Linked DNA regions of Homo sapiens: region 2 is linked to region 1. A link is a loop called in an ENCODE intact Hi-C map of the cell type or tissue named here. Cell type or tissue: CD14-positive monocyte. All regions are shown on one strand. Links, peaks and the distances in the headings refer to the core of each region. The heading gives the core; the rest is flanking DNA. Region 1 overlaps POC1A (POC1 centriolar protein A). Region 2 holds the start of RRP9 (ribosomal RNA processing 9, U3 small nucleolar RNA binding protein).

Region 1 (15,625 bases), core at 2,556-10,555:
GGATTACAGGTGTGAGCCACCATGCCCAGCCTGGAAATTCTAGAATGCACTCTCAAACAACCAATGGGCTGAAGGGGAAATCACAGTGGAAACTAAACATTTGGAAGTGAATGACTGAAAATGTTGCATACTGGAAACTTCCAGGATCTATTGAAGGTGTCATCAGAGGCAAATTTGTAGCCTTAAATTGATTTATATAAAACCAAAAAAATTGAAAATACCTGAATTAAGAACTCAATGCAGGTGACAGCAGAAAGAATATAGAGAAAGAGAGGACCTTTTCTGTCTAGATCATGGTGTTTGAGGAGCACTAGGGCAGGGAGGAGAGAGCCTGGAAAGTTAGCAGGGGCCGAAGTAATCTGGGGCCTCCAAGGCTAGGCCCTGAAGCATGTCAGCAGTGGACAGTCTCTTCTACAGTACATGTTGGCTTTGGCCCACAGCAGAGCCCAGGTGTTCTCTGTGCTGTCCTCTGAGTGCCCTGGGCTGCTAGGCAGAAGAACAGGAGCCTTCGTGGAAGGTACCTGGAGCAGGGGCTGCGTGGTCCTCTTGGTAAACAGGCACTGTTAGGGAGGACTGCAGATCCACACAGCTTATCACTCGCTTCATCCCTGGAACTTCCTGGGGTTTGGTCTCGTAAAGGAGCGCTAGCACTTCTTATCTGCAGGGCTCCCAGTGCCTGCGCTCTGGTCCTGACCCCTGCTGAGCTGAGTGTTTTGTTGGTTCTGCTGCTGTTGCTGCTGCTCTGACTCCACCACCTTTTCCCAACTTGGCCTCTGGTGGTTGAGTCATGACATGAAAGGAGAGTGACCTGCAAGTATTTTTCCCTTAGTTGCTGTGACTTCTTGGAAACCTGCCATCACTCAGTGAGCTCTGGGCAGGCAAAAGGCCCATCTTTTTTGACATTCCATGTACTGGTTTCCTTCTCTTTTCTCTGTTTCCTCTTTGTTTTTCCTCACAATGAAAGTAGTTTTGTTGTTTGGTGTTCGTATTAGTGTAGCAATGCCATATATTCATTATTAAAAAATTCAAAGTAGGCCAGGTGCGGTGGCTCATGCCTGTAATCTTAGCATTTTAGGAGGCTGAGGAGGGTGGATCACTTGAGGCCAGGAGTTCAAGACCAGCCTGGCCAACATGGCGAAACCCCGTCTCTACTAAAAATATAAAAATTAGCCGGGTGTGGTGGAGGGTGCCTGCAACCTCAGCTACTTGGGAGGCTGAGGCACAGGAATCGCTTGAACCCAGGAGGCAGAGGTTGCAGTGAGCCAAGACTGTACCATTGCTCTCCAGCCTGGGCGATAGAGCCAGACTTTGTCTCAAAAAAAAAAAAAAGGTTTGTGACTGGGTGCAGTGGCCCACATCTATAATCCCAGCACTTTGGGAGGCCGAGACGGGCAGATCATGGGGTCAGGAGATCGAGACCATCCTGGCTAACACAGTGAAACCCCATCTCTACTAAAAATACAAAAAAAATTTAGCTGGGCGTGGTGGCGGGCACCTGTAATCCCAGCTACTCGGGAGGCTGAGGCAGGAGAATGGCGTGAACCCAGGAGGCGGAGCTTGCTGTGAGCCAAGATCGCACCACTGCACTCCAGCCCGGGCAACAGAGCGAGACTCTGCCTCAAAAAAAAAAAAAAGGTTCAAAGTAACGGAAAAATGAAAAATTTCTAAGAATCAAGTAAAAGTTACCTGAAATTACCTCACACCCCTCTGTTAACCCCTTGGTGACTGTCCACCTGAAAGGGTATCTGAGTGATGGATGCCCTGCCCTCATCCTGCAGTCAGGCCCTGCATGAGCAGGGGCCACACAGCCCGTGATGTCTTACACTTGGGATTTCACCCTCACTGATGTTATTGGGCATTGTTTCTCTGTTAGTAAAAGTGGATCTATATTATCCTGGTTAATGGTGGCTTAGGATTCCCAGGGCTGCTGGGAGTGGGGCATTCCTGGGCCCTTGCAGCTCTACCTGTGTGAAGAAGGCAGGAGGGCAAGTGTAGGCCAGAGGCTTTGTCTTTGTGTCCTCTCAGGCTTTGTTCCCTGCACTTGGACATGGCACCCTTAGGAAGGGTAGTGTGATTAGAATGTGTTCCCCAAAGTTCATGTATTAGAAACTTGATCCCCAGTGTGGGTTGTTGGGAGGTGGGGCATAATGGGAGATGTTTGGGTCCTGAGGCCATGCCCATATATATGAATTAATGCCATTCTTGCAGGAGTGGGTTTGTTACCATGGGGTGGGTTTCTTATAAAAGGATGACTTTGGCCCGCTTTTCTTTGTCACCCTCTCTTTGCCCTTCTGCCGTGGGATGACTCAGCAAGAAGGCCCTTGCCAGATGCTGGCCCCCGATCTTGGACTTCCCAGCCTCTGGAACTGTGAGCCAATACATTTCTGCTCATTATGAATTACTTAGTCTCAGATATTCCATTATAGCAACAGAAGTGGACTAAGGCAAAGGGTCACCGCACAGACTGTCCTTTCAGGATTCAGTGGGTAAATGCAGGTGCTGTGCTCTGAGCGCCTGAGTGCTCGGTGTTCACCAGTGTTGTACTTGCTTTTTTCGTCAGAGGTGTTATGAGCACCTCTGAGAGGAAGAGCCGAAGGTGGACTCTGGAAGCATGGGTGGGCATACTCCCTGCTGTCCAGTGTGTCTGAGGCTGAATGGCACCTCTCAACCTGCCTGTCTCTCTGGGAGACAAAAGCTGCCTTCCTCCATGGCCTCGAGGTCCCTTTTCCCTCCCAGAACTTGGCTGGTCTTTTCTGGCATTAAGTGGAAGGCGCCTCCCAATGTTCCTCTCATTGATGAGTCAGCTGTAGATGTGCTGCCAGAGCCCATCTCATGGGCAGTTGGGGCTCTTGCCGCTCCCTGCACTGGTCTGGGGGGACTGAGGTGGACTTGGTGACAGTGGCTGTGCTGTCTTCTAGGAGAGAACCTCTTTTATCTGATTTTGCTTGGGAATACCAGGTACTGGCCACAGTAAAAGTTCGACTGGGAGGAAGAGATGGTGGTGGCTGTGGTCATGGTGTCGTAGCTAAACAGATCCTTACTCTGAGCACCTTTCTGGGATGGATTTTAGGTATGTGGGGAAGAACCCTCCTTTGCTAGGAGATCATGCATCCCCCATCTCCCCCGCCCTGGACTGCTCTCCAGCCCTTGGAGTGCGGCCTGGCGTGTGCCTGGCATTCCCCTTCAGATGGTCACGCAGACCTTCAACATCTGGGAAGCCAGAGTGGGCACATCACTACCCATGGCCTGAACATAAGAAAAGTGAATGCACATTAGAGAGACGTGTCACATTGCTCTGCTGCCCAAGCACCTTTGGAAACCTCCTTCCTGTCACCTGTGCCTTGAACTATGCCCTGTCTGCTTGAGCCATTGGCTCTTCCTTGGAGATCCCTATTTCTCTGGTCAGCAACTGTGCAGTGTTGGGGAGATGTTGGGTGTTAGGGTTGGTCTGGGTCAAAGGGACCAAGTTCTGGTCTCAGTGCTGTGGCTGGGGTGACTCAGTGCATCTCTCTGACCTGTGGTTTCTTACTGGGAAAGTGGGGACAATGAGGCCAGCCCTGGAGGGCTGCCAGTGCAGACTGTCCCATTCACTCATCTCTGTCACCCACATTCTCATAGCCTGGACTTGTCCCTGTTGTAGTGCTCAGGAACAGAAGCCTGAGCGGTGGTGCTTGCACCTGGCTGCAGGCAGGCTCCTGGGCTACAGGTTACGGAGGACTGTGGGCTGAGTGGGCTCTCGGTCCTTTATCCTGCTGCTGCTTTCATTCAAGAACGTCTCGTTTTCTTCCTGTGCATTTAGAATGGAGAATGACCTTTGATGTGTGTTATTTTTTGTTTGTTCTGCCAGGGACCAGCCACCACTGTTGCCTTTTCAAGAACGGGGGAGTATTTTGCTTCTGGAGGCTCTGATGAACAAGTAAGTAAAGAGTAGTCGAATGGAATGGTGAAGAAGGGAATCTGAGCTGATTTCTGCTCAGAACCAAACAGGGTGTTTGGGGGATGGGCTGGGTTTCGCCAGCTTCCTTGGTGGCTTTCAGCGACTAAAAAGGCCCTGATGGCGCTTGGGGTGGGGTTGCCCAGATCCAGGGGCCTTGCCACTCCAGAATGGGCCTCCTGCAGGTGCCGACCTCATGGCTGCATCTCAGAATCCTCACTGCTCAGGCTAGCGCTTAGTGGAAGGAGGCTGGGCTATGGTTGTCGTGAAAAGTTGGTTTTTTAGTTATTTTCCTGATTCCAAATAAATAGATAATGATTATTATTAATATGATCTTACTTTAGGCCTGGGAATATGGCCAATGTGACAAGAGCTTCATACCTCATTTAATTCTCGTGACATCTCCATGTGGGAGATGAGGCCCTCTGATCTCCCCGTGCGGTAGATGAGGAAACTAAGTCCCAGCAGATGCTAGAGCTGGGGCAGGTACTGGGGCCTGTCTCACTTCAGAGTCATTCTCCTGCCCTGGGAGCCTCTGCTCTGTCATCTGCTGCTCTTTGCTCCCAGCCCCCTTGGACACTGTTTGAGGGGTCAGCATTTTCAGTATTTTTGGCTGCAGAGAGAGGACATTGTGAAGAGGTCCTATCCCACCTTGTCACCCTCTGCTCTGAGGCTTCAGCCTGTCAGCCCTGGTGCCTTGTGCCCTGACTGCTAACCACCAATGACCTGTCTCCTGGCAGGCACCCTGCTTCTGGGGCCTAGTCCAGACCCTGGCACTGGGGAGGCCAGGAGCACTGAAGAGTCTAACCATCAGCAGTCTTTCTCCAGTGTCCGCATGGTCCTCTTGTCCAGAGAACCACAGCCCCTGATGAGGAAAGGAGGAAAGGGTGGCTGTTCTGTGCCACTGTTGACCTGATGGATGGCCGAGAATGTTTATTCCACTACTGCCCAGTCTCTTAGTTCTGGCTGCTCAGCCTAGAAAAGTCCTATTGGCCTATACGAGTCCTGGTCTCAGCCAAATCTACCAATTTTGGTTGAGTCTCTTCCAGTAAGGCAGAGGGTAGTTGGAGGCTCTTTGACCACAGCCTGGGTTAGAGACAGCAGGCATCTTCCCACACCAGCACCAGTCCTGCTCTAGCAGACGAGGGAGGAGGAAGGCAAAAGTGACTCCTGAGCCTTCCCTGAGCGTGAAGCCTGGCTTATTGCTTAGAAGACAGGGAAACTGGTAACTTCACACAGTAAATAGAGTCATGGTAGAATCAAATGACATAGTAGGAGAGGCAGCCTGGTGGAAAGTAGGTCCAGCAGCGCTGCCATCAGCTCCCAGGCTTCCTGTTTAATATCTACTCTGAGCTTTTTCAGAGTGACATTGGCATTGTCTATTTGCATTCATGATAGCCACTCTACTGTTAGGAATTTATTCAGCAGTTAGATTTGCAGTGACATGAAGACCCTGTAAACAAGGGTGTGTGTGTGCTAACATTCTGTTTCTAAGGTGATATGTGCACGACCCTAGACGCCATCCATCTGGGAGAGGAAACAGTGGAGCTGCTCAGACAGTGGTGAGGAGCCTCCTGAAGAACGAGGCTCACAGCTGCGTCCTGACAGACAGGGATGGTGTCCAGGGCATATGGAGTGTTCATCTTGTGTGGATACGGTGGTTTTTCTGTGGCCTCAGGTGACCACTGGCCACACACTCCCCAGTTCTCTTGTGACACCCAAGCCAGCCATCCTGGAAGTGGCCCTGGAAGCACACCGTCATGCATGGCCAGCAGCCTCCAGCAGGGAGCGCTCTTGCTCCCCAGCCAGGTGCCTCCCTCAGCTGTGTTCAAGGAACCGAGGGACATGGTCCTGCTGATAGGAGGACACCTGGAATAGGATGTGTTTTTCATGGCTGAGTTAGCCTTGGGATGACGAGTGTGTTGCTGAGTACTTCCTGTGTGCCCGTGTCCACCAGGCTGTCTCCTGTGAGCCTCACAGCAGCCCCATGAGATGGGAACTAGGCTTATCCCAGTCTCGCAGATGCAGGAACTGAGGCACAAGGTTGAGTCCCTTGCCTTAGGCCATTCAGTAAGGAGTGTTCTGGCCTGGAGGCCATGTGTTAACCACTTCTCACAGTGTAACAGGCCAGGCCACCGCCCGCAGGAACTTCTATTTTAGTTCAGAGGCAGATGATAAACAATGAAAAGGGGATTAAATAACTCCCTACTCTGATGCTATGAAGGAAATAAATAGAGGGCTATGATAAACATTCACAGAAGGCCTCTCTGAGAAGGTGGTGCTGTTGAAGCAGACACTTCAGCCTGCGAAGCAGCCAACCCCATGAAGCTCGGGCCTGTGACACCCTAGGGAGGTGAACCAGCAAGTGCGAAGGCCTGGCGGTGCCACGCCGTGGTAGTCCATCCTGGTCACATCCAGGTCCTCTTGAGGCCTGTCCACAAAGCCTGCTCCCCAGGGAGGTGGGGTAGGTCCCGGAATTGAGTTGGGGTGTCAGGTGGGGACCACTATCCCACCATGGCTCAGAACTTTGGGCATGGCCTCTGAGCCCATTTCCTCAGTGAAGGACTGGCAAGGGGATTTTCTTCTCCTGACTTGGTGTGCCTGTTGGTTTTGGCAGGTGATGGTTTGGAAGAGTAACTTTGATATTGTTGATCATGGAGAAGTCACGAAAGTGCCGAGGCCCCCAGCCACACTGGCCAGCTCCATGGGGAATCTGGTAAGTGGCTTGGCAGGCATGTCCTGAGCTCTGTGACTCTGGTGGGCTAGGTCATGGTGAACAGCTCTGGGCTTGGAGACGGTGAGGGAGGAGGTTTAGGCCTGTCTCGGGAAAGGGACCCTAGCAAGATCTTCTCATTTACCAAATACTTTGGAAGTTGTGGTGCTTTGTTTTCCATCTAGAGTGAACGAATAAGACACAAAGAGGCTGTTACAGCAAGCTGCCGGGTGCCCCAGGCCTGTGCCATTTGGTGGGAGCGTGTTGCCATGGCATATGGTGCTGTTTGATTGAGGCCTTAGGAGACAAGGGACCCGTCCCATACTGAACCCTGGGTCACAGGACCCAAACGTGGGGCTCCTAGAGGGTTCAGGGCCTGAAGCCACAGCTGGGACAAGTGGGAAAGGCCCAGCCCTGTTGCTTTCACTTCCCTCCCTTTTTTTTTCTAACCATGGAGAGGAAGTTCCTCAGCCACAAACCATTTTTAGTACCTCTGTTCGTAAAAGAATATTCAGTGTTCCTGAATTTAAATAGTTAATATTTTTGATAAATATTTGGGGAAAAAAATTGATAACTGATACAGTCTCATTAAATAAGGTCATATTCAGCTTGGGCTGAAATAAATGTTAAAGCCGAGGTTGTGGAACCTTGAGGGTTTTAAGCTCCTATGGCCACAGGCTTTTTAGATGTCTCTCCGTTGGACCATACAGAGAGTGTGGCCTCCCCCACACGGATACTGGCCCAAACAACAGGAAGCGGCTCGCCCAAGGCCTCCAGCGAGTCAAGGCTGGGGCCCAGAATAGAACTAGGAAGCCTCCTGAGTCTATCCTGGGGCTTCTGTGGCTGCAGCAGATAGACCCTCCATCTCCCCACCCCAACACACACACATGCCCCCGTTTTGTGTCCTGGTCTGCCTCTAGGCATTGGCCCAGTTGGGATTTATGGTTTTTCTTACAAGGGTTGCTGTCCTGGCTGGTCTCTTGGCTGTCCTCTGTACTTGCTAATCTGTGGCCAGTTTTCAGCTTTTGGGTTTGTTGGGGGATGACTGGGCTGCATGATGCACTGCTTGCTGCCAGTTCATCTTCCACCCAGAAAGGCATTTCACACTGCAGGGTTGAGGCCCCCTGGGACTCAGCAGACCTCTAGGTCCCTGCCCTCTTTCCTGTGAATCCCTCTCTATTAGGCACTTCTGGTGAGCCATAGCCAAGGCCTTTTATGCTCGCTACCCTGTTTATTCCTTATCTCATCAGAATGAGTGGGTAAATATACTGCTCAATTCACAGATGAGACACCTGGGGCTTAGTCACCTTCCCCAGATGCCTGGACCTGGGGGCCCACCAGGCTGATGCCTCTGAGCAAAGCTAGAAACTACAGGTGGCAGAGGACTGCTGGCTGCTTTTCCCCATTTCAAGGGAGGGCCCTGACATCTGCCGCTTGGGAGTGGTTAATATCTACCAGCTGGGGGAGAATCCCATGTTCTTGTAGCTATTAGGAAAATAACTTGGATGAATTGCTTCTTGTTCCTTTGGTCCTGGCTCAGCAATGGAGTATGGAGCACCTTTGCTTCCCAGAGCTGTGGGTGGGGGATCCCAGCATGGCAGGATGGGGCATGAGTGGGTGAACAGCTCAGCAGTGCTTAGAGCAACCACTTGTTCCCATACTATCTACAGACTCACGTTGGAGTTGTAGTCACAGCTCTGCCCACTGGCCCTCACTGTGTGGGCCTCAAATAGGGGAAAGGATGTGGGTCCTGGGGTCAGAGAACTGGGTTTGAACCCTGGATGTGTGGCCCCAGGCAAAACACCTGGTCTTCCCAAACCAACATTTCCACATAGTACCTGAATACGCCCATAGGCAGGCTCTGATGAGAGCTTTGAGACCCCCACCAAGTGACTTGTTAATCCTAAAATCATTCTTGGTTCAGATCAGACCTCTTTCCTTATTTGTCATAAGCCCCTCTGAGACCCTGAGTGGATGTAAGTCCTCTTCCAGACACACTTTCACTGACACACACATGCCATGTGGTGTCAACCTTCAGGACTTCTCTAATCTGAGGACTCCCAGGCCAAGAGGAGAGCTAGGTTTTTAGTTTGTTTTGCCTTGTTTTATTGTGATACATATATATATATAACACAAAGTTTACCATTTTAACCATTTTAAGTGTGCAATTTGGTGGCATTAAATATATTCTCAGTGTTGTGCAACCATCACCGTCTATTTCCAGAAGATCTTCATCTTTCCAAACTGAGGAGAGCTACTTTTTATAACACTGTTCAGTAGTTCGGTTTTCTTCTGAGATAGGAAGGGAAGCTGATGAGTGTGCTCTCGCCCTTCTTGCCCAAGGGCTTCCCTGGCACCGAGACCGTATCTGGGGACTGGTTCTATGGCTGGCCAGAGTGACTCAACCCCATAGGGAGCCCAGGAGCACTGCAGCCATGTCTCAGGAGCTTGTGAGTCCGATGAGCCTCTGTCCCTCCAGCACTGTCCATGTACTGGCCTTCCCAATAACCCAGGGTTTCTCACCCTCAGCACTATTGATATCTTGGGCCAGATCATTCTTTGCTGTGGGGGGCTGTTTTGTGCATTGTGGGATATTTAGCAGCATCCTTGGCCTTTACTCACTAGATGCCAGTAGCATCTTCACCCTCCCACCAACCCAAGTTGTGACAACCAAAAATGTCTTCTAGGCCAGGCATGGTGGCCCACACCTGTAATCTCAGCACTTTGAGAGGCTGAGACTAGAGGATCGCTTGTGCCTAGGAGTTCAAGACCAGCCTGGTCAACACAGCAAGATCTCGTCTCTACAAAAAAATTTAAAAATTAGTTGAGCATGGTGGCACTCCCCTGTAGTCCTAGTCACTTGGGAGGCTGAGGCGGAAAGATCACTTGAGCCCAGGAGTTGGAGGCTATCGTGAACTATGATCATACCACTGCACTCCAGCTTGGATGACAGAGTGAGACTCTGTCTCTGGGAAAAAAAAAAAAAAAGTCTTCTGATGCTGCCAAATGTCCCTCTGGTGGGCAGAATTGTCCCCAGCTTAGAATCACTGCAATAAGTCTTGCCTCAGCGGGGAGCCCAGAAAAGAAGCTGACCTAGCAGTGGGAGGAGTGTGGGAATGTGTCTGGAGATGGGGCTGTCTTAGCAGTGGGAGGAGCACGGGGATGAGGTGGGAGAGGCCCTGGGCATGCGGACGAGGACTATTCCAGCAGCCTTGAGTGTGAGGACTCTGTTCAACTGGGCCAGATTTGGGCTTCCACCAGCAGCAGCAATAGTGGCCCAGGTGTCTCAGCCTGGGTTTCTAACAGAAGTCATTTTGTAGGAATCTCATTTGGTCGCAGTCTTCTGGAGGTGATGGTAAACAACCAAAAAAAAAAAACCTTTTGCCTTTAGCAACTACTTGGTTTTCTTCACTTAAAAATTGGAGAGTGTTTTTGCCTTTCCTGACTAAAGGTTTTCCTGGCTCTGGGAGAATATCTGGTCAGTGGTTTGGTGGCTGACCAGTGTGGCTCGACTTCTCAAAGAGCTCATGGGCACCATAGCCATGCCCCAAGAACTCATGAATCTAATGATCCTCTGCCTACATCAGCTCTGTCTGCACCCTGGGCCTCAGGCCCTGAAGCCTTGTGAAATACTCCTGGGCATTTGGGGAATCTAGGAAGCCCATCGGGCAGGTGTAGGTGTTGAATTCCTCACCATGTCCCCATTCCAGCGTAGCAGTCGAAAGCCAGAGGGGCAGACCCTGCATGGACCCCTTACTTTACTTACCCACTAGCAGACCACGGCAAGGGCAGCCCTGTGAGCCTATGATGGTCCTTCTGCCCAGGAAAACCCCCTGCCCATGACCCTTTCTCTGACTGCAGTACTTCAGCTCTCAGATCTTGGAATGAAGGTTGTCCTTGAGCCCACTCTGAATAGAGCTCTGTTCACTGCAGAGCTATTTTCAACCTCTGGTTGAAATTCACAGCTTATTTTTAGGCACATTTCATGTTGAAAAGCAAAAGCCATTTCCCAGCCATTCAGAATGAGAATAATGGGTTCCATTTTCCCTCTATTCTTGGCTGAGTTGTGCATGAGGAGGGATTTCAGGGCTTGTGGCTGGGGAACCTTCTCTACTTAGAAGGTTGCAGATGAAGGATTCCAGGCCATGCTCTGGGCTGAGGGTGGACAGAAGCTCCATGTTCAGCCTTGTGACATGCTACAAGGCTGGGGGAAGGTTGGAAGAGCCACTTGCAGGCAAATGAGCACCTCCCAGAGGGGCTTGAGGGTGGGCAAGGGATGGGAGCCCCTGGGAATTGTCTGCATTGGGTGCCCGTGCTCGTGTTTTCAAGGGTCTAGTGCTTAGCTCTGTTCCTGCCACAGCCCTGGCCCCTCTATTCTTGTCCACCCTCTTGCTGTCTGTTCTTTGGGGCCTGACCCCGAGGCATAAAGACCCCTGTATCTTGGCTGATCTTGAATTTAACACCTCCCAAACCCCTGCCACTATAGGACGGACTTCTGCTCAACCACAGAAGCATTTTTTAACCACTTTTTAAATAGCAAAAATGCATTTGCTTGATTGACTTATTTTTGCCCTCCTTCCAAATGTCTGAGGGCCCATTATGCAATGGGGAAGAAAGGTTGCGCTGGGTGGGGTGGGAGGAGAACACAGAGTTCTAGGTAATTCAGTGAAACGGGAGGAAAAAAAAACCCACTTTCTGAGTTCTAAGGGTTGGCTGCTGTCCGGTTCACACATTAACCTTGAGTTCTAGGGCTGAGTGCTTTTCTCCACTCACCTCTCAAGATCTCATTTTAAGGAGGAAAGCTCATCTGTGGTTAAGAGCCTGGGTTCTAGCTTCCAGCCAACCTGTGATTAAATCCTTTCTCTACCCTGCCTGGGGTGTGGTCCTAGGAAAGTGGCCAGACGTCTGTGAGGCACGGTTTTCTCTTCTGTCGTTTGGGGAGAGGCTGGGCCCTCCTTCGTGGGATTTCATGCGTGGTGCATCTGCCTGGCACATGACAAGTGCTCATCAAGCTTTAGCTATTTTTTTTGAGTCAGGGTCTCACTCTGTCACCCAGGCTGAACTACAGTGGCGCAATTGTGGCTCACTGCAGCTTCAACCTCCCAGGCTGAAGCGATCCTCCTGTCTCAGCCTCCTGAGTAGCTGGGACTATAGGCGTGTGCCCCCACACCCAGCTAATTTTTTTTTTTTTTTTGAGACAGAGTCTTGTGCTGTCACCCAGGCTGGAGTGCAGTGGCACAATCTTGGCTCACTATAATCTCTGCCTCCTGGATTCAAGAGATTCTTGTGCCTCAGCCTCCCGAGTAGCTGGGAATACAAGCGTGCACCTCCACGCCTGGCTAAATTTTGTATTTTTAGTAGAGATGGGATTTCACCATGTTGGCCAGGCTGGTCTCGAACTCGAGAGCTCAGGTGATCCACCTGCGTTGGCCTCCCAAAGGGCTAGGATTACAGGTGTGAGCCACCGCACCTGGCCTAATTTTTTAAATTTTTTGTAGAGAAAGGGTCTCCCTGTCTTGTCTAGGCTGGTCTCAAATTCCTGGGCTCAAGCAGTTCTCCTGCCTCTGCCTCCCAAAGCATTGGGATTATAGGTGTGAACTACCACGCCTGCCCCACCAAGCTTTAGCTACTTTAAAAAGGGTTCTTTTCCCCTCCCTGACTGAAAGCCAATCCAGGAGATTATGTGTTCAAAACTTGCTGGGGTGAGGGACAGTGGGCAATAATGGGAGCACTTATAATTTTCCACGTTGACCCCTCTCTGCAGGTCATCGTAGTGAGGGCCAGTGAGGTTTCTAGACCCTTGCAGGCATCAAAATTGTGTTTCCTGATGGCAGACCCAAGTCCCCTGTGCTCCCAGATGAGAGAGCAGATCTGTGAGTGGGTGGAAACAGACTTGTCCTTCTGCCACAGGATTCCTCAGGACAAGATGCCCAGGATCCCCAGAGCCTCAGTGCTTGAACTGTCCTCTGGAAGAGGGAGCTGGGTCAGTTGAGAACATCTGAACTGAGCCTCATCCGTGCCGAAGGATGGTCTATTTCTTCTTCCTAGTTCCTCTGATACTGAGAGTAAAGCACCAGCCACCTCCTGTGCTTGTCCTTAACCTCCCACATTTCCATTTTTGGGGCACTGCCACAGGGGTGGGCTTCACTTAGGGATTTGTGGGACCCTGATTCCTGGCCCAGAGATTCTTGGCACTAGATCTTCCCTTATGCTTTGGATCTGGGGGTCCTGGGTGCCTGTGGATTTTTAAGATCTGGGTTCTCACTCCAGGTGCCTTGCCTGAGGAATTAGAGAGTTGGAGAAACAGGGAGAGGAGACCCATTTCCACCTCATCTGCCTCATAGATTTTTTAAAATTATTTGTATACATTTCAGAAGTACAAGTGCAGTTTTGTTACCTGGTATATTGTGTAGGGGTGAAGTCTGGGCTTTTAGTGTAATCATCACCCAAATAATGTACATTATACTGGTTAAGTATTTTCTCATCCCTTGCCTCATAGATTATGTGTTAGTCTGCTCAGGATGCTATAACAAAATACCATAGACTAGGTAGATTATAAATATAGAAATTTTATTTCTCACAGTTCTGGAGGCTGGGAAGTCCAAGCAAAGCACCAACGGGTTTAGTGTCTGGTGAGGGTTTGTTTTCTGCTTCATAGATGGCTCCTTCTCACTGTGTCCTCGCGTGGTGGAAGGGGCTAGCTAGATCTCTGGGGTCTCTTTCATAAGGGCACTAATCCAAACCTGATGGCTCCACCCATATGACCTAATCACCTCCCAAAGGCCCCACCTCCTAATACTATTACTTTGGGGTTAGGATTTCAACACAGGAATTTTGGGGGACACTAGCCCTCAGACCTTGCAGCAGATTTGCTTCTCATTTGGGAGGACTTGGGTCGCTTAATGAGAACACAGATTTATGGTTTGGCATTCACTTTCTGTAGAGGGGAGAAGTGTGGGTTCAACGGATTCTTAGCAAGAGCGGTGTTGTAGGTGTTTGGAGCAGGAGTGAACCCCAGATTTATATGTCTTAGAGAAGAGCCTCTCCCTTCTCCACTTGACCCCAATCCTGGCACCTAATTTTTTCAAGACCATTAAGGTTGGTAGGATGCAGTGACTCACGCCTGTAATCTTAGCACTTTGGGAGGCTGAGGCAAGAGGCTGGCTTGAGCCCAGGAGTTCAAGACCAGCCTGGGTAAAGTAGTGAGACCCCCATCTCTTAAAAAAAAAAAATACTATTAAAGGGAACTGTTGGCTTCCTGCCTGCTGCAGGCAAGTCAGAAGATGCCCAGGCAAGTTACCCAACTTGGAAAAGGCATGGCTTCATGGAGCCCAAACCCCCGACGCCTCAAGCTGCCCGTGCCCTTGGGCTCAGGGCATCTCTGGGGGTCAAGATGTGCCTGTTAATGTGTTGTGGCTCTCACTTTGCTCACACCCTTTGGCTGAATAGCTGGCATTGCCCACAGTCCTTTTTATCGGTGTGAATGAGAGCTTGATGGAAATGGCAAAGCAGACCCTCTTCTAAGGGGCACCATTCCACCTCGTGTGGCTATTGTGGGGCTTTACCGGGGCCAGGCTTTATGGGATGACTTGGGAACAGTGGGGACTTTCTTTTTCATGTTTCCTAGGACTTACCAGGTGGCCCATCTCTGGCTCCTGGGGGAAATTCATTCCTGCCCCCTATGCCACACAGAGGAGGAACTTTGAGCCCAGAGGTGACCTGCTGGTGAATAGCCTGGGCCCCAGCCAAGTCCTTGTCTCTGGGATTGAAGTGCAGGAACGCTAATAAGAGACCCCTGACTGGAAAAGAGCAAGGGGGAGTCTCCTCATTTCTCAGTGGGAAAAAGGAGCCCAGCATCCTCACCCCTGGGACAGATAACCGTGCCTTCCCCTGTGTGTGTGCACATGCATGCTCATGTGTGGACCCCTGTCAGTGCTGCTTCAGGGTCTCCTGGTGTCTACATTCCCACAATGCTCTGTCAAGTGCACCTCCCTTGTACTCATTCATGTAATCCCCCTGCAGACCCTGTTGTTCCAGTTCTGTGGGGCGTCTCCGGTTTACATGGGATGTACTGGGGCTGGGCACAGCATGGGGGATGCCAGGGATCTGGCTAGGCACCTTCCTGGTATGAGAAAAGGCAGCTTACAAGCATGTCTTTCCTGGAAAGGATTTTCAGGCAGCCCCACTAGGAAGGTGGAAGGTGGATACTAGAAACTTCTGGCTCTGGGAACCACTTCCAGAACTTAGTTGGCAGTAAGAGCTGCGCTGCCCTAGTATGCTGGTCTGAGCAGAGGCTGGGACCCAGCCTGAGGTGGCGTGTCTCCTGTAACCTCACGCAGGTTGTCTCAATTCTCTGCACCCCGATTTCTCCCCAGCATTCTGCATTGCATCCTTTGTGCATTTTTCATTTCATGGGCTCACTCTGCAAAAGACCTTCCTGCAGAAGAGAGGCCACAGCAGCCTTTGCTTTGGGTGGCAGAGGCCTCCAGATAAGATGCCCCCTTTCATACTCGGGTTGCATTTTCCTCCACCTTTATCTCAATAGAATTCGTGGAAAGTGCTCTGGGTTTCTTAGTTTCAGTGGGAAGAGAGTGGATACTAAAAATAAAGAAGATTCAATATTTGTTACCAAACTACAGGTTTTGTTTTTGTTTTGTTTTTTTGTTTGTTTTTGTTTTTTGAGACGGAGTCTCTCTCTGTCACCCAGGCTGGAGTGTAGTGGCGCGATCTTAGTTCACTGCAACCTCTGCCTCCCGAGTTCAAGCGATTCTCCTGTCTCAGCCACCTGAGTAGCTGGGATTACAGGTGCACACCACCACACCGGCGAACTTTTGTATTTTTAGTAGAGACAGTGTTTCACCATGTTGGCTGGGCTGGTCTTGAACTCCTGACTTCAGGTGATCCACCCACCTTGGCCTACCAAAATGCTGGGATTGCAGGCGTGAGCCACCGTGCCCAGCCCCAAACTACAGTTTTTG
Region 2 (14,345 bases), core at 1-8,000, 180 kb after region 1:
TGGGAGGGTTCAGCTGCCACGTGAGTTCTGCGGCCGCTGCTACACGCCTGGTGGGCAGCATGTCGGCAACAGCGGCTGCTCGTAAGCGGGGAAAGCCGGCCTCTGGGGCCGGGGCTGGCGCGGGGGCCGGCAAGCGGCGGCGAAAGGTGAGCATGGCGCTTCTGAGGGCCGCGGTCAGCCCTGCTACTGGGACAACCGTCATCCCATCCAGGGGACCTGGGTCCCGGCCCTTCCCCAGCCCTTCGCCCTGGACCCCTGCTGGAGTCAGCTTCGTCCCTCTCTCCGCGGGCCAAATCCTAGAAAGCCGTTCGCTTAACCCGGGAACCACCGCCTTCCCCATTCCTGGGGTTCTGAGGGAACCGAGGGGGGGGGGCCCTTGGTCAATGCCAGGGTGGTCTGGACCCCTGACCAAAGAAAAGACCGTATAATTCCCAGGCCGACTCTGCGGGGGACAGGGGCAAATCCAAGGGTGGCGGCAAGATGAATGAGGAGATCTCCAGCGACTCTGAGAGCGAGAGGTGAGCTATTCTTTTCCACATAGTGGGAGGGAAAACTGAGTCCCATGGTGCACGGAAGACTGAGTGAGTCCGAACAGAACTGAGCCTAGAATCCAAGACTCTGTCCCTTGGCTCTGAGATCGTGGCTGTTTCCTTTAGTTTCTGGTCCTGCAAAGTCTTGTTTCTGCGAGGTCTCTGGGTGGGAAGGACCCTGGGCCCCAATCCGAGGCCATTGAGACCTCCTTAGGTTTTGGCAGGGACTGGACTGATTGAGAAATTGCAGGAAAACAGAACAAAGCTGTCAAGTATTTCTTGCATCCTTCTTCCCTTGCCAGTTTTCCTGCAATTTCACAATTACTGGGCTCCCCGTCTCTTAACATGCCAGGCACTGCCTTTGCTGTTGGAAGTGCAGAGATAGGCAGGCGGGTGAAGAGAGTGTGTTGTAGTGAGGTGTGTATTTTATAGTTGTGTGTTCTGGGAACAGAGGAGGGACATTTAAATAGGGTCTTGAGAGATGAAGAGGAGTCTCTCACGGAGAGGTAGGGAAGGCATTCAGTGATCAGAGGAAAGTCTGAGGTGTAAGTGTGCCAGAATGGGCAGTAGAAAAGATGAAAGGGGGCTGGGCCTGGTAACTCATGCCTCTAATCCCAGCACTTTGGGAGGCCAAGGCGGGAGGATTGCTTGATGTCAGGAGTTTGAGACCAGCCTGGGCAACATAGCGAGATCTTGTCTGTACAAAAAAAAAAAGTTAGCTGGGTATGGTGGTGTGCACCTGTAGTCCCAACTACTCAGGAGGCTAAGGTTTGGGGATCCCTTCCCAGGGAGTTGAAGCTGCAGTGAACTATGATCATGCACTGCTCTCCAGTCTGGGTGACAGCAAGATCCTGTCTCTAAAAAAAAACCACACACAAAAACAGGAGGACTGGTCATAAGTGCATGTAGATTGTAGAGGGCTTTGGATGCCTCCCTCATTTCTGCAGGTGATGGGTGTGGTTGCTTGCAGGTTTTCAAAGGGTCAGGCATGGTGTCAGGCCTGACCCTGTGGGTTGGAGGCTCTTGGACCAGAGAATCCTAGTGCCTTCCCTATGAGTTGACTTTAGAACTCGCTTCTAAAATTGAGTATGTGTTGCCTTAATTTGCTCATGGAAAGAATGTACTTTTTTTTTTTGTTTTTGAGACAGAGTCTCACTCTGTTGCCCAGGCTGGAGTGCAGTGGTGCGATCTCGGCTCACTGCAACCTCTGCTTCCCAGGTTCAAGTGATTCTCCTGCCTCAGCCACCTGAGTAGCTGGGATTATAGGCCTGCACCACCATGCCTGGCTAATTATGTATGTTTAGTAGAGATGGAGTTTCACCATGTTGGCCAGGCTGGTCTCGAACTCCTGACCTCAAGTGATCCGCCCATCTTAGCCTCCCAGAGTGCTGGGATTATAGGCGTGAGCCACCACACCCAGCCATTAATGTACTTTTCTTAATCCGAAGGTTATTGTGGGTGAGTGTGTGCCAGGCTAGTGTGGGCTAAGTGCTTTTAAATATTTTTAGAATGTTGTGTTGTGAAGTGTGTTAGATACAGAAAAGTGAATGAGATATATTTGCACTACAGAGAGTAATGGTAAAATGGTAAACCTCTGTACACTTACTTACCACTTAGGTTAAGAACTAGAACATTTGCAGAAACTTAGAAGCCGCAACTGTCATTCCTAACTTGAGTTAATCATTTCTTTGGTTTCTTTGTTCTTCTTTTAAAAAATTAACATTTTCCATTTAGGTATAATTTACATATAGTAACATGCCCTTTTTAAAGTTATAGTTCAGTGAGTTTTGACAAACACACACAGTTGTGTGACCACCTCTACCCTGAAGGTAAAGAGTTTCATCACCCTCCAGAACTCCTCCTGCTCCTTCGTAGTCAGCCCCTCTCCTTCCCCCCAAGTCTCTGCTAACCACTGCCCCTAGAGTTGTGCATTTTCTAGCATGCCCTGTAAATGGAATCATAGTGTGTACTTCCCTTGCATTTCTTTAGCGTTCTGTCTCATGCGTATGAATCCTTCAACAATAGATTAATTAGTTTGGCTAAATTGAGTAGAAGTCCGAAGTTAACACAGGTCCCTTGGCTGTGTAAGGGAAGGGCAGCACTAGCCCTGTTGGCTGAAGGCTTGCCAGGCACAGGGCACTAAATTATTTCTGGGGCATGGTCCAGCTTTGGCTTTCCTGAGAGTTTTCAAGGTCCCTTCTGGGGAAGTCAGGGGCAGGTTTACGAGTGAGTCTTGGGAAACACGGTTAGGGGAGTGGACAGAGACTAGATGTCTTCAGGCACATGATCAGAGGGAGTGGGCTGCCTTGGATTCTCTGTGTCTGAGTGCCCATGACCTACCCCCAGCTCCCAGGAGCAGGTCAAAGCAGCACCTGTCTTTGGGTGAAGTGAGTACTCTCAGCTGGTCCGGGGGCTGGGGCATGGAGGGGAAAGCCGTAACTTCACCAGTAAAGGCCAATCCCCAAACAGTGAAGGTTCGCTTGGAACCTTGTTCCCAGGGTAAAGGATGGTGCTGTGGTGATGACAGTCCTGGTGTGTCTGCCTGGTGGGTCCTTGGATCTGATCCAGACTGCCCCCGTCATGTCTGGGGATAGTGTCACCCTTTCTGCTCTCTTGTGTCGCATCTCTGGTTTCCGGTATCCCTTGCCTTTCTCTTTCCCAGTTTACCCTCTTGTTTGGGAGCACAGCTTCTATCCTTCCTAAAGAAAAAGAGGGAGAAAATTCCATGGCACCTTGCACACCTGGCAGTGTCGTCGTTGATTGTTTGACTGGGCATGGCATTTTAGGGGTCAGTGTATTCCTCCAGAGCTTTGTGTGTGAGGCTTCTTTGTCTTCTTGTTCTCAGTATTGCTGTTGAGATGCCTGCACATTTTGATTCCTGACTCTTTGTATGTGACCTGATTTCTTTTGGAAGCCTGGTTTCTCTTGGAAGCCTCCTCTTTCCCCCAGAGTTGAGAGGCTTTAGTGATCTCTTTGGGATTTGGGTCTGTTTCCACCCCTACGTGGGGCACTGAGTGGGGCCTTTTAGTTTGGGGAGTCACATCCTTCAGTTTTCTGCAGTGTAGTCACCGACCATGTGGGCTAGCAGGGAATAGGGGAGGTTGGATGGCAAGGTGAGCATCCAGAAGGCACGATCCTAGCGGTCAGAGGAACAAGGTGAGCCCCTCAGACCCAGCCCCTTCCTGCCCACAGCCTAGCTCCAAGGAAGCCTGAGGAGGAGGAGGAGGAGGAGCTGGAGGAAACTGCACAGGAAAAGAAGCTGCGCTTGGCCAAGCTCTACCTAGAGCAGCTCCGTCAGCAAGGTGAGCCAGTGGGCAGGCCAGCCATGGGCAGGGCTTCTGCCTGTGCTGGTCTGCTGCCCGCCGCTGCAGCCCCAGCCACTTGATGGGTGACTGACATGGATTCCCAGTGGGTGCCCAGGCTGTCAGTGCTGGCTGCCCTGTGGGGGTGGCCAGAAGCTCTCATGGGCCTCCTGGGGAGCCCGCAGGGGGCTGATCTGATAAGTAAAGGCAGGAGGAAACCCTCCAGCTTGCCCTCCCCTCTGCTGAGGCAGCTGGAGCTTCCTGCATTATCCAGCCCTGGGGCAGTGGGATGGGGACAGGATGGAAGGGAAAGAGGGGTCTCAGCCTCAGTTTACTTGGTCTGGTCTGTCCTGCACAGAGGAGGAGAAGGCTGAGGCCCGTGCATTTGAGGAGGACCAGGTGGCGGGGCGCCTGAAGGAGGATGTGGTAAGTGTGGAGGGAGAGTTGGGGGAGGACGGGGGTGGAGCTGATCTGCTCCCAGGGTCTCATCCATCTCTTCTCCATGCAGCTTGAGCAGAGGGGCAGGCTGCAGAAGTTGGTGGCAAAAGAGGTGAGTGGGCATGGTATTTTGGTATAAGGTTGGAGGGAATTGGGGGCCCCACTTGGAACATGGTGGACACTTGGGCCTATCTGGTCAGGTAAGGATCTGGTTGTTGTAGCCTTGGGTCTTGTTTTCCTTCTGGCCTGGGTGGGAAAGGCCAACACTACGCAGTGGGGTTGGTGAAGGTAGTGCCTTTATGCCACTAGCCACAGTGACCTGGCCCCTGTCTGCCCAGATCCAGGCCCCAGCCTCAGCTGACATTCGCGTTTTACGGGGGCACCAGCTCTCTATCACATGTTTGGTCGTCACCCCCGATGACTCAGCCATCTTCTCTGCTGCCAAAGACTGCAGCATCATTAAGTGTGAGTGAGTGCCTGGGTGGGGCTGGAGCCCCCATGGCGGATCCGGGAGGGCTGGTCAGGGGAGTGGGAGTGGTCATGGCAGGCTGAGCCCTGAAGTGGGGAAGTCTCTGGAGGCAGGTTTGCTGCCCTAGGAGTGCTCTCTGGGTGACAGTGAAAGCTGCTGCCCGGCAGTGGGGCTTATGAGCTCCCTGTCCCTAGAGACCTTTGGGCAAAGTCAGGATGATGATTTAATGGGAATTAATGCTGCAGGTAGGTGGTTGGACTAGAAGACATTTGAGGCTGTGCAGTCCTGGGATTGAGTGCCCGGTCCTCCTGGGTTCCCATCCGTTGCTGGCTGACCAGCGGTTCCTTCTACACCCGCTGTAGTAACAGAAGAACTCACACCATCAATCCCAAAGCCCTTTTACATCCCTTCTCTTTTTTGGGCTTTGTGGCTGCTGTTTGGCACTAATGTCCCTCTTCATAGATGAGGAAACTGAGGCAGCTTGTCCGGAGGCTCACGGTGGCTGAGCCAGGTCTTCTGGCCGAGTCCGGGACATTTGCCATGGCTCTTTTTTCCATGCTGCCCCTTGAGGGGGGTTGCCAGCCAGCCCTATCCCCCCATCCCAGTAGCTTCTCCCCCACCCCCAACTGCAGGGAGCGTGGAGAGTGGACGGAAGCTGCATGTGATTCCTCGAGCCAAGAAGGGTGCCGAGGGAAAGCCCCCTGGCCACAGCAGCCACGTCCTCTGCATGGCCATCTCCTCCGACGGCAAGTACCTTGTAAGGCCAGGTTGGCCCTGGGGGCAGGCGGGAGGTCTGGTGCATGGTGGGTGCCTGTGATCATTGTCTTCATCCCTGCAGGCCTCTGGTGACCGCAGCAAGCTCATTCTCATTTGGGAGGCCCAGAGCTGCCAGCACTTGTACACCTTCACAGGACACCGGGATGCAGTGTCGGTGAGGAGCTGGGTCTATGTCAGTGGATCTTTAGTGGGCACATGCTAGTGTTCTAGGCTCAGTGCTGGCCTCTGGAGTCTCTGTCCTCAGGGAACCTGCATCCTGGGGTAGCGAGTGGGTAGCGAGTGGTGCTGTAAAATACATAAATGGGCTAAAGGGATGGGGAGGAGCTGGGGGAGACCGGGCCGAGCTTGCTCAGGAATCAACGAGGGCCTTGAGAAGCCGCCTCTGGGCGGGATGTAGCGGCTCTTGCCTATAATCCTAGCACTTTGGGAGGCCGAGATGGAGGATCATCTGAGCCCAGGAGATGGAGGCTGCAGTGAGCTATGATCGCACCACTGCACTCCAGCCTGAGCAACAGAATGAGACCCTGTCGCTAAAAAAAATAAATAAATAAAAAAGACGTCTGCATCTGCTCAGGGGCAGATGGGCATGTGGGCAGTACAAAATTGCCTCACAGCACGTGCCACATGGCTTGCTTTTTGGGAAGTCCTCCCTGGGCCTGACCTGTCTCTCGCCTGCTGTAGTCCAGGTCCCCTTTGCCCTCTCCCCATGCACCCTTAGGGTCTGGCATTCCGCAGAGGCACCCACCAGCTCTACAGCACATCCCACGATCGCTCCGTGAAGGTGTGGAATGTGGCAGAGAACTCCTACGTGGAGACGCTGTGAGTGTGGATGGGAGAGGGTGTGTGGATGGTGTGAGAGAGGGTGTGGGAGTGTGTGCCCGTGAGTTCATGCAGTACCCCTATCCCCACTATCCTGCTCTGCCCGGCCCTCTAGCTTCGGACACCAGGACGCTGTGGCTGCACTGGATGCCTTGAGCCGGGAGTGCTGTGTGACGGCTGGGGGCCGGGATGGGACTGTACGTGTGTGGAAGATCCCCGAGGAGTCCCAGCTTGTCTTCTATGGCCACCAGTAAGGTGGCCTGCCATGCCAGTGGGGGCTACATGGGCTGGGGGTGGGCTTGGGCCACGCTCCTCACAGCCCCTTTCTCCAGGGGCTCCATCGACTGCATCCACCTAATCAATGAGGAGCACATGGTGTCCGGCGCGGACGATGGGTAAGAGGTCCTTTGGATGTCTCTGGCCACGGCTTCTGCTCCTGAGTGCTGGCTGTCCACGGGGCCCTGAGCTTGCCTCAGGGCACCCCCAGTGGGGGAGCTGTTGTAACCTCTTTTCATGGATGAGGATGATGAGGCAGAGAGCTCAGATGGCCTTGTCCGGGCTGTGTGCCCTTGATCCCTTCCTGTCATGTGGCCTTTTTTCTTTTTTTTTAGAATTAAAAAAAATTTGTTGTGGGTGCTTAGTAGGTGTACGTATTTGTGGGGTACTTGAGATGTTTTGATACAGGCATGCAATATGTAATAATCACATCATGGGAAATGGGGTATCCATCCCCTCAAGCATTAATCCTTTGTGTTACACAGGGGGCCTTTTCTGCCTCTGGCCCCCTCACTGCTGTATTCCCTCCCTGTTTATAGCTCTGTGGCCTTGTGGGGTCTCTCCAAGAAGCGACCACTTGCCCTGCAGCGTGAAGCTCACGGGCTGCGGGGAGAGCCAGGCCTGGAGCAGCCCTTCTGGATATCGTCGGTGGCAGCCCTCCTCAACACAGACCTTGTGGCCACAGGTGGGTGCCCTGAGAGGCAGGGAGGAGGGGTCGCCGGGTGGGCCGGTGCAGGGGTTGCTCACTGTTCCAGTCTCCCCAGGCTCCCACAGCTCCTGTGTGCGGCTTTGGCAGTGTGGGGAAGGCTTCCGGCAGCTTGACCTTCTCTGTGACATCCCCCTGGTGAGTGAGTGTGCTTGAATGCTCAGCCTGTCTCTGCCACACTGCCTAGGCCCCTGGAGTTAGCTCTTTAAGGTCTTTCTTCCTGCCAGAAGGGAACCTTCTCAGGGCAGGGCCAGCTCCTAGCACAGGGCCTGGCAGGAACCCTCCCCACTTTCCCTCCTCTGCTCCCCTTCCTATCCTAGGCCCTGTCCAGGGTGCTGGGGTACAAGTCAGGGAGCAGCATGGGGAGAGGCATGGAGGCCTGGCCCTGTGATGAATTCTGTACTGCTGGTGCCAGATTGGGTGCCAGGCTAGAGGGTGTGGACCTCACTGTCCACACTAGGGTGACCTGGGGGAGGGTGGCAGGATCTGTCAGTGATGTGTGCTGAGAATGCAGGGTCTAGGTCAGTGGGGACAGTCATGGGGTCTCCAGGGCCCCACCACCAGGAGCCAGCCTCAGGCCATACTGGGTGTACACTGCCTCCTTCATCCTCACAAACTCACTGCTAGCCCCGTGCTCTGCTTACCCCCATCTCGCAGATGTGGAGGCTGAGGCCCTGACAAGTGAAGGGCTGGCCTGTGTCACCAGGTGGCAGGAGGCAGAGCAGGGATTTAACCCAGGCCTGATAAGGCCCAGCCCTTGACTGTGATGCTGAGGACGGTGGTGGCGGGGGGCGTTCTAATGTCTTTCCGTGTTGTCTTTCTGCTCAGGTGGGTTTTATCAACAGCCTCAAGTTCTCCAGCTCTGGGGACTTCCTGGTGGCTGGGGTAGGGCAGGAGCACAGGTATGTGTGGCCCTCGAGGGTTCAGGTAAGGTGGTGCAGGCTGGACAGCTCGGTGGAAATGGGGTGGAGACTGGGCCGAGTCTCAGCTGCGTCTTGCACTCCCTGCAGGCTTGGCCGATGGTGGAGAATCAAAGAGGCTCGGAATTCTGTCTGCATCATCCCACTCCGCAGGGTCCCTGTACCCCCAGCTGCTGGTTCCTGACACTCTTATCCTCCTTATTTAAGTCCTTCCCAGGCTATGCCCCACCCTCTTTGTATTAAAAGCCTCCTCTTTTGGGCCTTGTTTCTTGTAGCTTCTTGGTGGGGGTGGGGGTGCATGAGGGACTGGGTGGGAGGCGGCCTGGGGAGGGACAGGACTCCAGCAGTCTCCTAGCTCTGCCCCTCTGCTAGCCTGAGGGCTGTTATCCTTTTCCAAAGAACTTGGGATGGAGACCTCAACTGGCTCCTGGCTCCTGTCCCTGCGTGTCCTGCACGACCTCCTCAGGCTAGCTGCCTGCCACTGCTCTGGGTGGTCGGGGTCAGAAGCTACTCACCCCTCAGCTCAGAAGCCAGGGCTTGTAAGGGCTGGTGCTGGGGTCAGGACTGGACTGTAGACAGCGGACCTGCACATCAAACTGGCTTCGCTTCCTCTCCCAGGTCAGGTCAGGAAGCTGGAGGGGACAGACTGCCGTGAGGTGTGGGGGTCAGGAGTGGGAGTGGGACCCTGCACTGGTGGGCTTACTGTTTGGAGACAGGGGTCCAAGTTGGGAAGAGCTCTGTCTTTGGTCTGAATGTCAGAACCAGGACCTACCTGCCAGGACCTACCTGCCAGGGAAGTGAGTCAAAGGAATGCTCACTCTCTCTGATTTCACAGAGTGGATAGCTCCCTCCTGCTGTGGGGTGAAGCCAGCGAGGAGGAGGTAGAGGTGGACTGGAGGTGTAGAGGCACAGTGAGGTCCCCTCCTATCAGGAAAAAGGAGAAGGGGTGTTAAGGGAAAGCCCCGTGCCCATGGGGCCCAACAGCTGAAACTGTGAAGGAGTGGTGTGGTCCCCTGAGAGACGAAGCCACAGGGCTCCCCTTGACCCCATGCTCACGAGGCCTCCCCCTCAGACTGACCTGTGTCTGCGGTTAATCTGGGACCAGAGGGGTCAGGTTCAGGCTGAGCCTCTGAAAAATCATTTTTTTTTGAGACGGAGTTTCAGTCTTATTGCCCAGGCCGGAGTGCAGTGGCGCGATCTCAGCTCACTGCAACCTCTGCCTCCCAGGTTCAAGCAATTCTCCCGCCTCAGCCTCCCAAGTAGCTGGGATTACAGGTGCGTGCCACCACACCTGGCTAATTTTTGTATTTTTAGTAGAGATGGGGTTTTGCCATGTTGGCCAGGCTGGTCTCAAACTCCTGACCTCAGGTGATCCACCCACCTCGGCCTCCCAAAGTGTTGGGATTATAGGTGTGAGCTACTGTGCCCAGCCTGAAAAATCCTATTGCAGATGAGAAGATGTTGGTAGAATTCACTCACTCCTGTGTCCCGTCCCAAATTGAGCTCAGCAGTGTCATAAACACACCTGAAAAACACTGTAAACAACCCAGAGAAGCCCCTGAAGGAGTGAACCCTTTCCTAAGTACATTCTCATCAAATGAAAACGAGGACTCCGGATTCAAAGTGAAGATAACTTCTCCCATGGTTTCTATTCTCAGCCTTGCTCCGTCGGGGCTTCCTTGCTTTTGGATTCTTGAGCAGGGGCTGCTATCAGCAAACCCGGTGCCTTCAGCCTCTCCTAGGACCCTTCTCCTCACCTCCACTTTGGCCAAAATCTGCCTGTTCCAGGCAGGTTGCATTCCACCCAGCTTTCAGGCTGAGATTGAGTAGGTGTTCTCCCTGGCTCCTGCATCTGTTAGCTATTGCTGGGTGCAAACCATCCTAAAACTGGCTTAGAACCACTAGTGTGCATGGGTCTGCAGGCCAACGGGGGGTTTCTTTTCTTTTTTTTTTTTTTGAGACAGAGTCTCGCTCTTGTTACCCAGTGTTACCCAGGCTGAAGTGCAATGGCGCAATCTCAGCTCACCGCAACCTCCGCCTCCCAGGTTCAAGTGATTCTCCTGCCTCAGCCTCTGGAATAGCTGGGATTATAGGCATGTGCCACCATGCCTGGCTAATTTTGTATTTTTAGCAGAGACGGGGTTTCTCCATGTTGGTCAGCCTGGTCTCAAACTCCCGACCTCAGGTGATCTGCCTGCCTCAGCCTCCCAAAGTGTTGGAATTACAGGCGTGAGCCACCGCGTCCAGCCCAACTGGGGGTTTCTTCTGGTCCCAGCTGAGCTTACTCATGATTTTGCAGTCAGCTGTGTGTTTGAAGCTCTGCTGACCTTGACTTATCTATGTTTGGAGGTTGGCTGGCAATGGACACACTGGGAAAACTGCACTTCCATATGTGGTTTCTCATTCTCCAGCAGGCTAGCCCACGCCAGGAGAGAAGCATGCAAGTCATCTAGAGGTCCGGGCTTGAATCTGGCACTTCTATTGCATTCAGTTGGCCAAAGTGAATGGCAGGCCATCCTAGATTGATGGGAAGGAAACTTCATCTCTTGATGGGACTGACTGCCATGTCATGTTGTGAAGGGCAGGGAATCCACATAGTTTACTGTCCAGTCCAGAACATCACTCCACCTTTCTCCTGCCAGAGCTACGCTCTTCTTACTCCTGAGTCGGCAGAGGATGTGCTAGAGGGCAACCTCAGACTCTGATGGTGCAGTAAGAGTCAAGGATGAACGACCAGACCCTAGCTCACTGGCCCCCCCTTTTTTTTTTTTGAGACAGGGTCTTGCTCTGTCATCCAGGCTGGAGTACAGTGGTGCGATCTCAGCTCACTGCAACCTCTGCCTCCCTGGTTCAAGTGAGTCTCATGCCTCAGCCACCCAAGTAGTTGGGTTTATAGTCATGAGCCAGTACACCTGGCTAATTTTTGTATTTTTAGTAGAGAAGAGGTTTCACTATGTTGGTCAGGTTGGTCTTAAACTCCTGGCCTCCAGTGATCTGCCCACCTTGGCCTCCCAAATTTCTGGGATTATGGGCATGAGCCACAGCACCTGGCCGCCCCCTGGCCACTATTAGGAGGTTGGCATGACAGATGAGCAGCCAATATCCACTCTTCCCTCCTGCCTGAGAATGGGCCTAGGAGTACAGTCTGAACCTCTGAGCCACCCAAATCACTGCCATTCTGGGGGAATCTACCATCAATCCTAACTTCAAAAGGGAAACTAGAAATCAGGGAGGTGAAGGCAATAGGGCTGGCAACTCACCTTCTTTCCACAAACAGGAAGGATTGAGGCCACTTTATGGAGATGGTGACAGTAATATGTCTTCGATACCTGTTGTGTGGTCTGCCAGGTACTCATTCCCATTTCCTTCTGAAAGTGTAACTCCAATTTCTCTTGGAAAACTATCCCTTGTAGCATATCCATCCTTGTAGCATATCCATCCATCCATCCATTGTAGCATATCCATCCTTGTAGCATATCCATCCATCCATCCATTGATCCATTGATCCATCCATCCATCCATGCATCTGTCCGTCCAACAAAACTTGGTTGTGTTCCAGTGATGCCCCAGCTCCTGGGGATACAGAAACGAACAAGAAAAAGTTCCTGCATTCAAGAAGTCTACCCTCTGGAGGTATAAAGCATGTAAATAATCAGACACAATGCAAATCCAGATGATTAGTGTTAATGAGGAGGTCAAGCAGAGTGAGAGGACAGAGACTGGGTAAGGTCTCTGGAGAAGTGACATCCAGTGAGACCTGAATGATGGGAAGACCTGGGGGAAGAGCACCCCGAGTCTTTAATCATCTGTGCAAAGGCCTAAGACAAGAGAATCTTCCTCAAGAAGCCACTTTCCGGGGCCTCTTGACTAGAGAAGTGTGTGGACAGAAACCCCAGGCAGAGGTGAGTAAGACAGAAGGGTAGCTGGTGCAGGACGGGTTGGCTGCCAGCTAAATGCCCTGCCTCTCTCAACCCCTCTTACTCTACCACGTCTCTGTCTCATTTCTCTTCCCCACCCCTACCTTTCCAGTGCTGGCTCTTCTGGTTGCTGTCCAGTTCCCAGTGCTGAACACCACCTTCCCCAATGTGGAGCTTCCTCATTCCCAGCCCAGTCACTTCCTGCTCACCCCCACCTCTTTCTGGGGACACTGGGTACAGGGAAGCACAGTGACAGGACCTCTCCCTAGGCATGGAGAAAGGGTCTCGGGACTTTAGGGCCTTGGGTCTCCTTAGAGAAGCATCTGGTCCTCTTTTACTTTATAATATTCATTCATTCAATGAGCATTTATTTAGTACTTGCTCTGTGCTGGCACTTTTTAGCATCTGGGGACACAAATGAGGAAATACTCAGATTCTGCCAGCAAGGAGCCAGAAGAAGGAAGAGACCGGCTAGCAAAGGTGACTGCATAAGATCAGGTGAGGACCACAGGTGGATATAGATCAGGTGGAGATCTTTAAAGGGGGCCACAGGGCTTCCCAAGGTGCAGGATCCACCAAGTAAACTCCTGGGTCCTCCTGGGAGGCTGCTGTGCCAGGGGCTGCATGTGAGGGTCACTAACCTCGGGATGGGGCTGGGGCTGCTGCAGAAGAAATGCCTGAGGCAGGGGCTGAGGGTTGCCTTAGAACAGCCCATTCCCAGGAGACCTGCGTTTCCTCCTCTGCAGGCCCTGGGGCTGGGAGCACATGCAGAGGGCTGGTCCCACTGGAACCCTCACTGAGTCCTGCTTTCTTCTCCTTTTTCCAGCCCTCCTTCAAGGGGCCTACTGAGAACCTCTGGAGGAAACTCTGGTAGAGGAGGTGGAGAATTGGTGGGGGTGGGATGGAAGAATGGTACCCTAGGATGCTGGTACTTCTGTGCTCAGCGCTCACCCACAGTGGCCCTGAGGGGCCTGTGTCTTGCTCCCTGTGCTGCATCCCTTACCCCAGCTCCAGGAGGTTCACTCCACCATGCTCGCCCCAGCCCCCTCACCCAGCGCACCCTCCAACCTCCCATTGGATGGCATCTTCCTCTGCTCCTCAGCCCCTGGGGTGCCTCCTCCCTGCCCACTGGCTAGAGGCTGAGCTGGTCTTGGTGGTACTCAAGGCCCCAGCGCTCACCCTGCCTCTAGAGTCACCTCATCCACGAACACCGCAGCCCCTGGGTCTCCCCTGTCTGGGCCTCCCTCCATTCTGGGCTCCAGCTCTGTAGTCACCCTCGGCTCCAAATGTGGGATCTTTTCTGTGCCCTTGGAGTGCAAGGACCTTCATCTCTTTGCTTCTCATATAGACCCAAATAAGAGGATCATGCTGGGTGGGGTGGCTCATGCCTTTAATCCCAGCACTTTGGGAGGCTGAGGTGGGCAGATCACCTGAGGTTGGGAGTTTGAGACCTGCCTGACCAACATGGAGAAACCCTGTCTCTACTAAAAATACAAAATTAGCTGGGCATGGTGGCGCATGCCTATAATTCCAGCTACTTGGGAGGCTGAGGCAAGAGAATCTCTTGAACCTGGGAGGGGGAGGTTGCGGTGGGCTGAGATTGTGCCATTGTACTCCAGCCTGGGCAACAAGAGCAAAACTCTGTCTCAAAAAAAAAAAAAAAAAAAAAATCATGATTGTTTTGAGTTGTTTTTAAAATTTACACACAATAAACTTGTTTGGTGCGACATATGGGGTTCTAAATTTTTAAAAATTACTGTGCAGTGAAATTGACTTTTTTAGGGAATGTACAGTTCTCTGAATTATACATTATAACACATGTATAGATTCATGTAACCACCATCACAACCAAGATACTGAATAGTCTGTTACCCTAAAACAATCCCCTTGGTACCCCTTTGTGGTCAGACCTCCCCGATCCCTAACCCCTGGCAGCCACTGAGCTGTCTTTTTGAGAATGTCACATGAATGAAATCATATAGTATGTAACATTTTGAGACTGTCTTTTTCAACTCAGCATAGTGTCTTTGAAATTCATTCACATTTTCACATCCTTTTTCCAACTGAGTGGTATTCTATTGTATGAATGGATTCCAGTTTGTTTATCCATTCATTTTGTGATGGAAATTTGGGTTGTTTCAAATTTTTGGTACTATGAATAGAGCTACCATGAAATCGGGCCTGGTGGCTC

The links. Peaks named below come from ENCODE experiments on the same cell type or tissue, not always from the same donor. Only the 100,000 strongest peaks of a DNase experiment are listed, where the experiment ranks them.
Region 2: a loop joins it to region 1, with 4 times the contacts of the local background. A loop is called at or near these places in 20 of 110 quality-filtered maps.

What each region holds. Positions count from the first base shown.
Region 1 is chr3:52,113,404-52,129,028 of GRCh38, reverse strand. POC1A (POC1 centriolar protein A) reads left to right here. Exons shown (of 11, transcript NM_015426.5): 8 at 3,848-3,916; 9 at 6,552-6,650. Among named protein-coding and RNA genes, the nearest start is that of POC1A, 33 kb to the left of the region's middle. RefSeq lists an enhancer at 7,282-7,576. In CD14-positive monocyte, for the core only: CTCF peaks have their summits at 5,522 and 5,721 (motif pointing right); DNase peaks (open chromatin) are centred at 5,718, 7,048, 7,378, 9,028 and 1 weaker place; H3K4me3 peaks cover 3,691 bases; H3K27ac peaks cover 5,234 bases.
Region 2 is chr3:51,927,582-51,941,926 of GRCh38, reverse strand. RRP9 (ribosomal RNA processing 9, U3 small nucleolar RNA binding protein) reads left to right here and starts at 23. Exons shown (of 15, transcript NM_004704.5): 1 at 23-146; 2 at 436-518; 3 at 3,723-3,832; 4 at 4,191-4,258; 5 at 4,341-4,382; 6 at 4,609-4,735; 7 at 5,372-5,496; 8 at 5,578-5,670; 9 at 6,235-6,335; 10 at 6,451-6,585; 11 at 6,668-6,730; 12 at 7,151-7,296; 13 at 7,376-7,455; 14 at 8,146-8,219; 1 more. The coding sequence starts at 60. The coding sequence ends at 8,421. RefSeq lists an enhancer at 13-661. In CD14-positive monocyte, for the core only: no CTCF peak of the experiment used is centred there; no DNase peak of the experiment used is centred there; H3K4me3 peaks cover 905 bases; H3K27ac peaks cover 524 bases.